Regions from separate parts of the Homo sapiens genome. Here regions 1 and 2 are each linked to region 3. The links are chromatin contacts, found by Hi-C or POLR2A ChIA-PET in ENCODE. All regions are on one chromosome and are shown on one strand. Each heading gives the region's core, a stretch centred on a gene start or an enhancer-like site at or near the end of the contact. The rest is flanking DNA. Distances are from core to core; before and after follow the strand shown.

Evidence for each region. A loop is a pair of places that touch in the nucleus more often than their neighbours do. ChIA-PET counts read pairs that join two places held with the same protein, here RNA polymerase II (POLR2A). Pooled maps may share reads with other maps.
Region 1: a loop to region 3 is called in a map of ascending aorta, with 2.8 times the contacts of the local background. The contact joins the promoter of CDK8 here to the enhancer-like site in region 3. A Hi-C loop is called at or near these places in 5 of 168 maps with a recorded cell type or tissue (Caco-2, ascending aorta, endothelial cell of umbilical vein and 2 more) and 9 of 50 pooled maps.
Region 2: a loop to region 3 is called in a pooled map, with 2.8 times the contacts of the local background. The contact joins two enhancer-like sites. A Hi-C loop is called at or near these places in 6 of 50 pooled maps. POLR2A ChIA-PET finds 5 or more read pairs at or near these places in 2 of 52 experiments (Caco-2 and WTC11).

Annotation. Positions count from the first base shown.
Region 1 is chr13:26,252,822-26,255,696 of GRCh38, reverse strand. It overlaps CDK8 (cyclin dependent kinase 8), which reads right to left and starts at 1,568. Exons shown (of 13, transcript NM_001260.3): 1 at 928-1,568. The coding sequence starts at 1,055. RefSeq lists a silencer at 964-1,563.
Region 2 is chr13:26,185,315-26,188,014 of GRCh38, reverse strand. It overlaps a transcript of RNF6 not described here. Among named protein-coding and RNA genes, the nearest start is that of RNF6, 36 kb to the left of the region's middle. RefSeq lists enhancers at 1,601-1,650, 1,701-1,870. Within about 2 kb of position 1,439, at least 34 of the 41 ENCODE cell types and tissues checked have a DNase peak (open chromatin) inside an H3K27ac peak, as active enhancers do.
Region 3 is chr13:26,422,370-26,425,126 of GRCh38, reverse strand. No RefSeq gene overlaps it. Among named protein-coding and RNA genes, the nearest start is that of WASF3, 130 kb to the left of the region's middle. RefSeq lists an enhancer at 110-635. Within about 2 kb of position 1,271, at least 8 of the 41 ENCODE cell types and tissues checked have a DNase peak (open chromatin) inside an H3K27ac peak, as active enhancers do; they include ascending aorta, where a contact is called at or near this core.

The DNA.
Region 1 (2,875 bases), core at 319-2,818, 170 kb after region 3:
CAGAGACAACATCCATTTTACAAGAAAACATGGAGTTAATAAAATATATTTTCCCCCCAACTAAGAATTGCCTTCTCTTTTGTCAATATTACAAGACATTCATCTACTGACAAAGAGAAAAAATGAACAATTCACTTGCCTGTTAAGAAACTAAATTGGAAGCATTACCAGTCATAGGTTTAATTAAGTTGTTACTAGGGAAGAATATTTAAAGCAAAGGGATTATTTAAAGTTCACTGCCAGCCGCTAAATTTGGGGGAAACCGCCTGAACGAGATAGTCCCTATGTCACTTGCCTTCTTCCCCACCACCCACCCTGCACCAAACCCCCATTGTTCTATGTAAAAATTCACAGCTAATAATATCTAAATAGCAATTGCAACATTTATGTTGCAGATGATCACTATGGGGAACTCTCTCCAGAACCACATTCACTCGCTGCCTTCCTTTCCTCAAATAAAATACAAATTTGATAAAAAATCGATCACAAACTGGTGGGGGAAAGGATCACAGCCTTCCTTCTAGACCGATGGATGACACTCCAGAGGCGGGTGAGGAAATCCCCAGAAGGTTACCATAATAAATCGACCAAGGAAAAAAAAAAACAAAAAACATTTAACCCGGCGTTTTAGAACGAATTTTTTCATGAATCAGCTTTGAAATCCTTGAAAAGTATACAGCCCACGGTGCAGAGGCTCATCTTGCCTCTTACCACCAGAGCAGAACACAGACGCGGCACGCAGGATTTCTCGTGGGTTTGGATCCCTCGTACACCACTTCCTCCCCAAACCTGGCTGGCGGAGCCAGAGGCCGGCGTCGAGGAAGTCAGAGCCCGGCACCCCGGCGGCCCGCTCTCCCTCCGGGCTACCTGCCTCGGCCTGCGGGAGCGCCGCCCAGCGCGGACACCGGCCCAGACACACACACTCACCCATCTTTCCTCTTGGCTTTGTAGACGTGACCATAAGTGCCTCGGCCAACTTTGCAGCCCTCGTATTCAAACAGGTCCTCGACCCGCTCCCGCTCGCTGCTCAGCTTCACTTTAAAGTCATAGTCCATTGTCACAGCCTCTGAGGCCGGAGAGCTGGGTCGGGGGGCCGGGGGGCAGGGGTGGGGACCGGGGAAGCACGGGCAGCCGCAGCCCCCGGGAACCCGCCCGCTCTACGCCCGCCGGCCGCAGCACCAGCCCGACTGATGCGGCAAGAGCAGGAGGAGGCCCCGCGAAAGCGCCAGGGACATCCAGGGGGACGGCGGGGCAGAGGCCGGCCGGGGGTGGAGGAACGGGGAGGATCCCCCGGCGAAGGAGAGCCGAGGGACGAGGGCTGGGGGTGGGGAGCGGTGTCTCTGCCCTTGTCCCCGCGGGCTCCCTGGGCGCCGGCTCCGCCGCTCTCTCCGGCCGCGCGTTCTGCTCCTGCTGCGGCGGGAGCGGCGGGGCGGCCAGGCGGGCTCTCGTCCTCTCACACGCGCACTCACGCCTCACGCTCTCACACACACGCTCACACTCACTCACTCACTCACTCTCCCATACACTCAAACAGAAGGGCAGAGCCGCACAACAGCCGGTACCTCCTCAAAGAGAGGAGGAGGGAGGGCACTCGCGGAACACGGCCGCGGCTGTCGCAAAAACGTCGCGAAGCCTCGGGCTGCCTCCGGGCCACACTCTAGCCCGCTCCCGCGGTGGCTGGCCGCCCCTGCTGGCGCTGGCACCCTGAGGACCGTGTGGAGGGAGCAGGGGAGCCACTGCCCAAAGCTGCCGCCAAATGCACCACGTGGAACCAGCCCCAGCGGTGGCCGGGCCCCAGACTACAATACCCAGAATGCACAGGCCGCCGCCGCTGCCGCCCCTTCTACGACTCCGCCCCACACGGTGGGAATATGGGAGCGTTGCATGATGGGACTCGTAGTCTAGGGTGAAATTCGTTTCAATCATTTGGGGAAAATTTATTTTTATTTTTACAGCGATCTAACTAGAGTCTGATTTCAGCCACAAACTTGATCAAAGAGGTGCACGTGGGAAGGAGAGTCGTTTGCATTAGAAACACATTTTGTGCCACTCTGAACTCCAGATTTTAAAGGCCACTATCATCGATAAAAGCCGGTATGATATTTGTAAACAGCTCGCGGGCCAGCAGTTGGGGTACTCTTGGTGTTCACAATCTGATAAGGGCTGCACAATGATGTCAACATACTGACATTACAAGCACCAATAAAAGTGAATCAATGACCAGTGTCCAAGCTACTCCTAAACATTGTTACTCTTGTGACAGATGACCATCCAAACCTTTCCTATCCATATACAGGAAGTATTGAGTACAGTACAGCCTTCTGCGATACTACCTATAAGAACACCAGTTTCTAGCTATGATTACAGAAAGGATCTAAATCCATGGGAACTAGTTTGTTAATAATCTTAAGGTAGCAATATGTCCTGCTTCAGGAGTCCTGGTATCTTGATACTAATCTATCATTTTATCTTACCCCCCTTGTCTATTTTTAATTTTTGGTTTTCCAATTGTTACCATTTCCACTAAAGCTCCCCACTTCCCAAAGGGAATATGAACTTTGCAGTTTTAATGTGAACTTTTTAACACTTTTTTTCCCACCTTTCCTGTGATATTTATCAAATTCCTTTCATCTTTTATTTCCTCTACCTTGCTAGATCCTAAGTTGTTATAGGAAGTCATATTTGCATCTTCTGTAAAACCTAGTGTCATGCCTTGATAATGATGCACAGTAAACACTTGTTAAATTAATGAATGAATAAACATGTTTATCTCAAAAAGATCCATATACCAATGATGATGATGATGATATCATCTTGTGAAAAAGCCTCCAAAGGGCTTTCTCTTATATAATTTTCCTTGGAGAAAATTAGTGAC
Region 2 (2,700 bases), core at 190-2,689, 240 kb after region 3:
AACTGATGCCCAGACACCTACAGAATCTTGTTTTAGATCACTTGTTGACTTCTAGTTCTATTTTTTGACACCTAGTGTCCAGTGTGCTTTACACTTCAGGCCACTGTGGTCTCAAATAGAGCTAGGAACCAGGTGTGGTGGCACACGCCTGTAGTCCCAGCTAGTTGGGAGGCTGAGGCAGGAGGACTGCTTAAGCCCAACAGTTCAAGGCTGCAGTGAGCTAAGATTGCACCACTGCACTCCATCCTGGGCAACAGATAGAGACTGTCTTAAAAAACCCCCAAAATCAAATAGAGCTGGGGCTAAACATTTAATAAACTCCAGCCTCTGGAGTCCAAGAGATCTGCATTTGAATCCTGACTTTGCCACTGATTGGCAATAAGACCTTGGGTACGTTACTTAACCATTAACATACCCACTAAGTCACCCAATAAGCTTCCAGAACTTGGCCTAATCCCTGGGGAGGGGACCGCAGGAAGAACTAGGGTAATTTTTCTTTTATAACCAGTTCACCAGAGGGGGCCAGGGAAGGGTGGTCGTATGTAGCCCAGAGGAGTCAGAAATTCACCTGAAATCCAGAAAAGAGGCATTTTTCTTGCACACCAGAGCTCACGGGCTGACATTCTCACACTGGACATCCCAGTAAGCCTCCTGCTCCGCGATCCCCAAGGCCATCAGCCTTGCCTGACCTCCAAACGTTTCCCCCTTCTTGTGCCGGCTTAATTTTCCAGGGCTTTCCCCCTTTCTATTCGTCTCCTATCAGGTTCCCGGTCCGAAGGCTAGGACGCCCCACGTCGCAGCCAGGAGCAGAGGCGCCCAAGGTGGCGGTACAAGCCGTCTTCAGGCCTGTGGCCCCACTGATGGCAGAAACAGGAAGCGGGGACAGCCCCAGTCCCGGACCTCAGGCCAAGCAAGGCTCTAGAAAGGTCCCTGACGCTTGCCGGGCGCGGTGGCTCATGCCTGTAATCTCAGCACTTTGGGAGGCCGAGGTGGGTGGATCACGAAGTCAGGAGATCGAGACCATCCTGGCTAACACGGTGAAACCCCGTCTCTACTAAAAATACACAAAATTAGCCGGGCGTGGTGGCGGGCGCCTGTAGTCCCAGCTACTCGGGAGGCTGAGGCAGGAGAATGGCGTGAACCTGGGAGGCGGAAATTGCAGTGAGCCGAGATCGCGCCACTACACTCCAGCCTGGGCGACAGAACGAGACTCCGTCTCAAAAAAAGAAAAAAAAAAAAAGAAGAAGAAAGGTCCCTGACGCTTCCCTGCCCTCCCCGGAGCCGGCGCTCTAGCGCCCCCGGGATCGACGGTCAGCACAGCGAAGGAACGCGCTACCTGTGGCCGAAGGTATAGCGCCGCTGCGGGCCCTGTGAGAGCTGAGAAGACGACGGCGGCCGAGGAGGCCCAATTCCGAGGCTCGGCCCCGTCAGGGTCCGCGCTGGCGGTGTGCGCGTGTACGTGCGCTCGTGCACGTGCATGTGTGTGCGCGCGCCCTAACAGACCTGCTCCGAAGCGTCTCCGCTGACTGCCAGTCGGTAGCGCGACTGGCTGCGGGGCCCACGTGCCACGCAGACGCCCCCCGGCGCGTCCCGCTCTTGCTCTGCGGCCCAACGAGCGCGTTCCTGCCGCGGGACAGCCTTGCAGAGAAACGCGGTCTTACACACGCACTGGCCTCCCGGTCTGGGTTTTTAACTGCTCAAAGCTCCACGCGCCCTGGCGTCTCCACACGGCACTCCAGATGTGTCAGATTTCCAGAAATGTTTTGATCGCTTGCTTTCACTTCTCTTTTTAAGATCTGTTTTTGAACTTTTCCTCTGCGTTGTGTGTATCATGACTCTGACACGTTTTAGGGCCGCGAGGCGGGTGATGAAGCTTTGACATGGGCGCCTTGGTGAATGACCTGAATTCTTACTCCCGAGTAAATCGTCTGACTGGCTTCCCTATCGCATTTTAGGGTTAAAACATACATTTTGTGTTTGTTTCATATCTATGTTTATGTAGACTGCAAGTTTCATAAGGGCACGGGGTGGGAGGGGCTATGGCTCTTTTGCCTCTTACTGTATTTTCAGAACCTAGCAGAAGCTAGGACATAGTGTGTGTTCTCTAAATAGATATTGAATGTGAGGGAGGAAGGAACTTTCCAGAAGTGTGACCTTTGGTTTTGGAAAGGCACAAGGTTCGTAGTTAGGCGTAGAGAACACAAGTTTAGAATCATGGCCTCTACACTTCTGTTGACAATGCATTACTTTAAGTAACAACTTTTTTTTGAGACAGGGTTTCGCTCGTTTTGCCCAGGCTGGAGTGCAGTGGCACGATCTCGGCTCACTGCAACCTCCGCCTCCCGGGTTCAAGCGATTCTCCTGCCTCAGCCTCCCAAGTAGCTGTGATAACAGGCGCCTGCCACCACGCCAGGCTAATTTTTTGTATTTTTAGTAGAGACGGGGTTTCACCATGTTGGCCAGGATAGTCTCGATCTCTTGACCTCGTGATCCGCCCACCTCGGCCTCCCAAAGTGCTGGGATTACAGGCGTGAGCCACTGTGCCCAGCCAAGTAACAACTTTTTTTAAAAAAAATGCACTTCAAATGTATATGTATATGTATTTATTTATAAGTTATAAAAATGTAATGCATGCTCATATATATATTTATGTATTATTACAAAGAGCACACCAAATAGAAATTTTAAAAAGCTAAAATA
Region 3 (2,757 bases), core at 22-2,521:
TCCTCCCTCCATCACCTTAATGGAACAAGGCAGCTTCATTCCCTCACTGTGGGGGTGAAGGTGCACATTCTAGAGGCTGATGGGCCTGATTTGCATCCTGGCTCTGCTCAAAAGCTGTGCATCATAGGCACAATGTGAACCTCTTAAGCACCGGGCTTCTCATCTGGAAAGTGGGAACAATCATAGAGTTGATGTCCTAGGATTGTTGCATTAAATGAAATGGTGAGATGGTGGCTGGTACGCAGCAGAAACTTCCTAAGTATAGGAGCTCATTCTTGGTCTTTGTGGAACTTACTGAATGGCACCCAGAGCTAGGCACCATGCTAGCTTCTGGAGATGAGAGTAATTGGAAAGACAGATGAGCAACCAGGCTGCTAGGACACAGTGTGGTAGGTATCCTACCCCTGATATCCTTACTCCTACAACAGGGGCTAGGCTGTGGATATGTTAGATCGACACCTTATAGACAACAGAGATGTGCCTGGTGCTGTTGGGGGTGGGGGGAGATATAAGGCTGTTCCTGCCCCCAGGAGCTCCCAGAGTGTGGGCGGATATCGGCAGGAGAACGGGGGTGTTGTGTGGCTCATGTGAGTCCCATCGCAGACCCCCTCAGAGGCTCAGCTTACCCGTGCGGGTGGGGCCCGGGGCCCTAGGCGGACGCCAGCCTCAGCTCCAGAAGTTATCTGCCTGCTTCCATCTAGTGCTCCCCATTCCTCCTACTTCATGAGGGAAAATCTGAGACCCAGAGAAGTGAAGCCATTTGCCAACTCTGTCCCAAGAGCCCAGCTCAGGCCAGAAAGCGGTTCCACGCTCCCTCCGCCAGGACACGACATTTCCTCAGACAAGGAGCCGATGGCCCAGTTTCAGTCTGACTCTAACCCACACATCATCATTTTCTCATTCAGTATCAAAAACCCTGAAAGAAACCATGGTATACAGGGAAGACTGTCTGGCATCTTTTCAGTTTGGTTTGGGAGTTACTGGATGAGAGAGAATGCCATAAACATCATGGTTTCTGGTGCACCTGCCCTTAAGAATTGTGGGCGGGGGGCGGGTGGAACAAGTGCAAAGGAAATAGCATTTGTGAAATGAATCTTTCAAACTCCTTTTTCTTTTTAAAAATGCTTGACTTAGCACACATGAGCTTTTCTTTCCTGTAAAAACGAGTACTGAATGTGAGAGAGGAGCAGGACTGCAGGGCGGACTCAGCTCTGGTTAATGTCAGTGCAGGGCTATGGGCCCTGGCAGAGAACCGTCTGGCTGGCTTGGAGAGAAAGAAATGCCCTGGAAAGGAAAGCAGGGATGTTCTTTAGGGATAGGAATGTGTTGGGAGAAAGTCCTTTTAAGCCAGGGTATAAAGAAGTTGCTAGACCTCCCCATTGCATCAGCCTCAAAGGCAGCAAGCATTCTGATTTCCTTGGAACCAGTGCTATCATCTGCCAGCAAGAACAGCAGCTGCCTTTCTGTCAAAAAAAAAAAAAAAAAAAAGGAAAAGAAAAAGAAAAAAAAAGAAAGAAAGAAAAAGAAAAACGTCACTGAATTTAAGAAGGCAGTGAATATTTTTACTGTGTGGAAAGGATATTTTCAGCACATCTGGGCAAGATCTTAAACTCACCAACTGCTTCATCTAAGATTCTCAAGCTTCCTAGGGATGTTTTATTGCATTTCTTCCAAGTTTTATCACTTTATTTCCAATTTGTATCCTTAGGGGCAGAAGAAAAATGATTTTCTGAATCATGGGAAATGATTCAAGCTGGGGACAATTTGATATTAACTGAGGACACGCAGGAGCCACAGAGAAACTTAGCACTTTCTTATAGATTCTAAAATGCAATCAAAAGTAGCAAATGGTTATTTTTTTCCCTAATTTAATAAAATGACAGAACAAGTTAAGTTATTGAAGATCTGACACTCCATCAGGATTCTGAAGTATTGGGGAAATTGAATTACTCTTTCTAAATAATACAGAAGGGGAAAATGAAAGTATTAGAGTCACCATGCCTAAGAATAAATGGAGACATGTTTAGTTTTATGAAGAAATTCAGTCCTTGAGATTTCTGGGTATTTTCCCCCCGCTTAACAGTCAATTCAACCAAAGGGAAAGGAACATTTCTTCCTAGATACTACAATGTGCCATTTAAATGACTTTCCTGGTACGTGTGGCCTAGGAAACCCACAATCTGTGTAGGCAGGGTGGTCGTGATAAAGATGACATTTGCCTTTGAAACACGCTGGTATGCCAAAAGAATCGGAGGCATAATTCTGAAAATGTGGAAAGAGAAATGAACATACTTACCTAGTTCAAACTTGTGTTAATGAATACCATGTTTTAATTCGTAATGTGTGCTTTCATAGCATAGAGAACTGGTAAAACCAATCTTCTAATATTTCGTTCCCTGAATTAATTGCTACCTCTCAGGAAAAATACTTCCAAATATATTCAAGAGTGCTTATGGTATTACATCCTTTGCAAGAAAGTGACAGTAAAAATTACTATATATCCCTAAATAAAAAGTAAATTTTTTCTCTCATTATTATTCAAAATAGGGGAAATCAGTGACAAGCAATATCTTATAAATGGATTGGTTATGAATAGGTTACAAATTGGTTAGTTGAGGAAGACACAGTGATTTAAAAAAATATGGTTACCAGTTTTAGCAAATAAAAACACAGGTTGCTTAGTTAAATTTAAATTTCGGATAAACTACCTTTTTTTGTAGTATAGGTATGTTCTGTGCAATATTTGGGACGTAATTA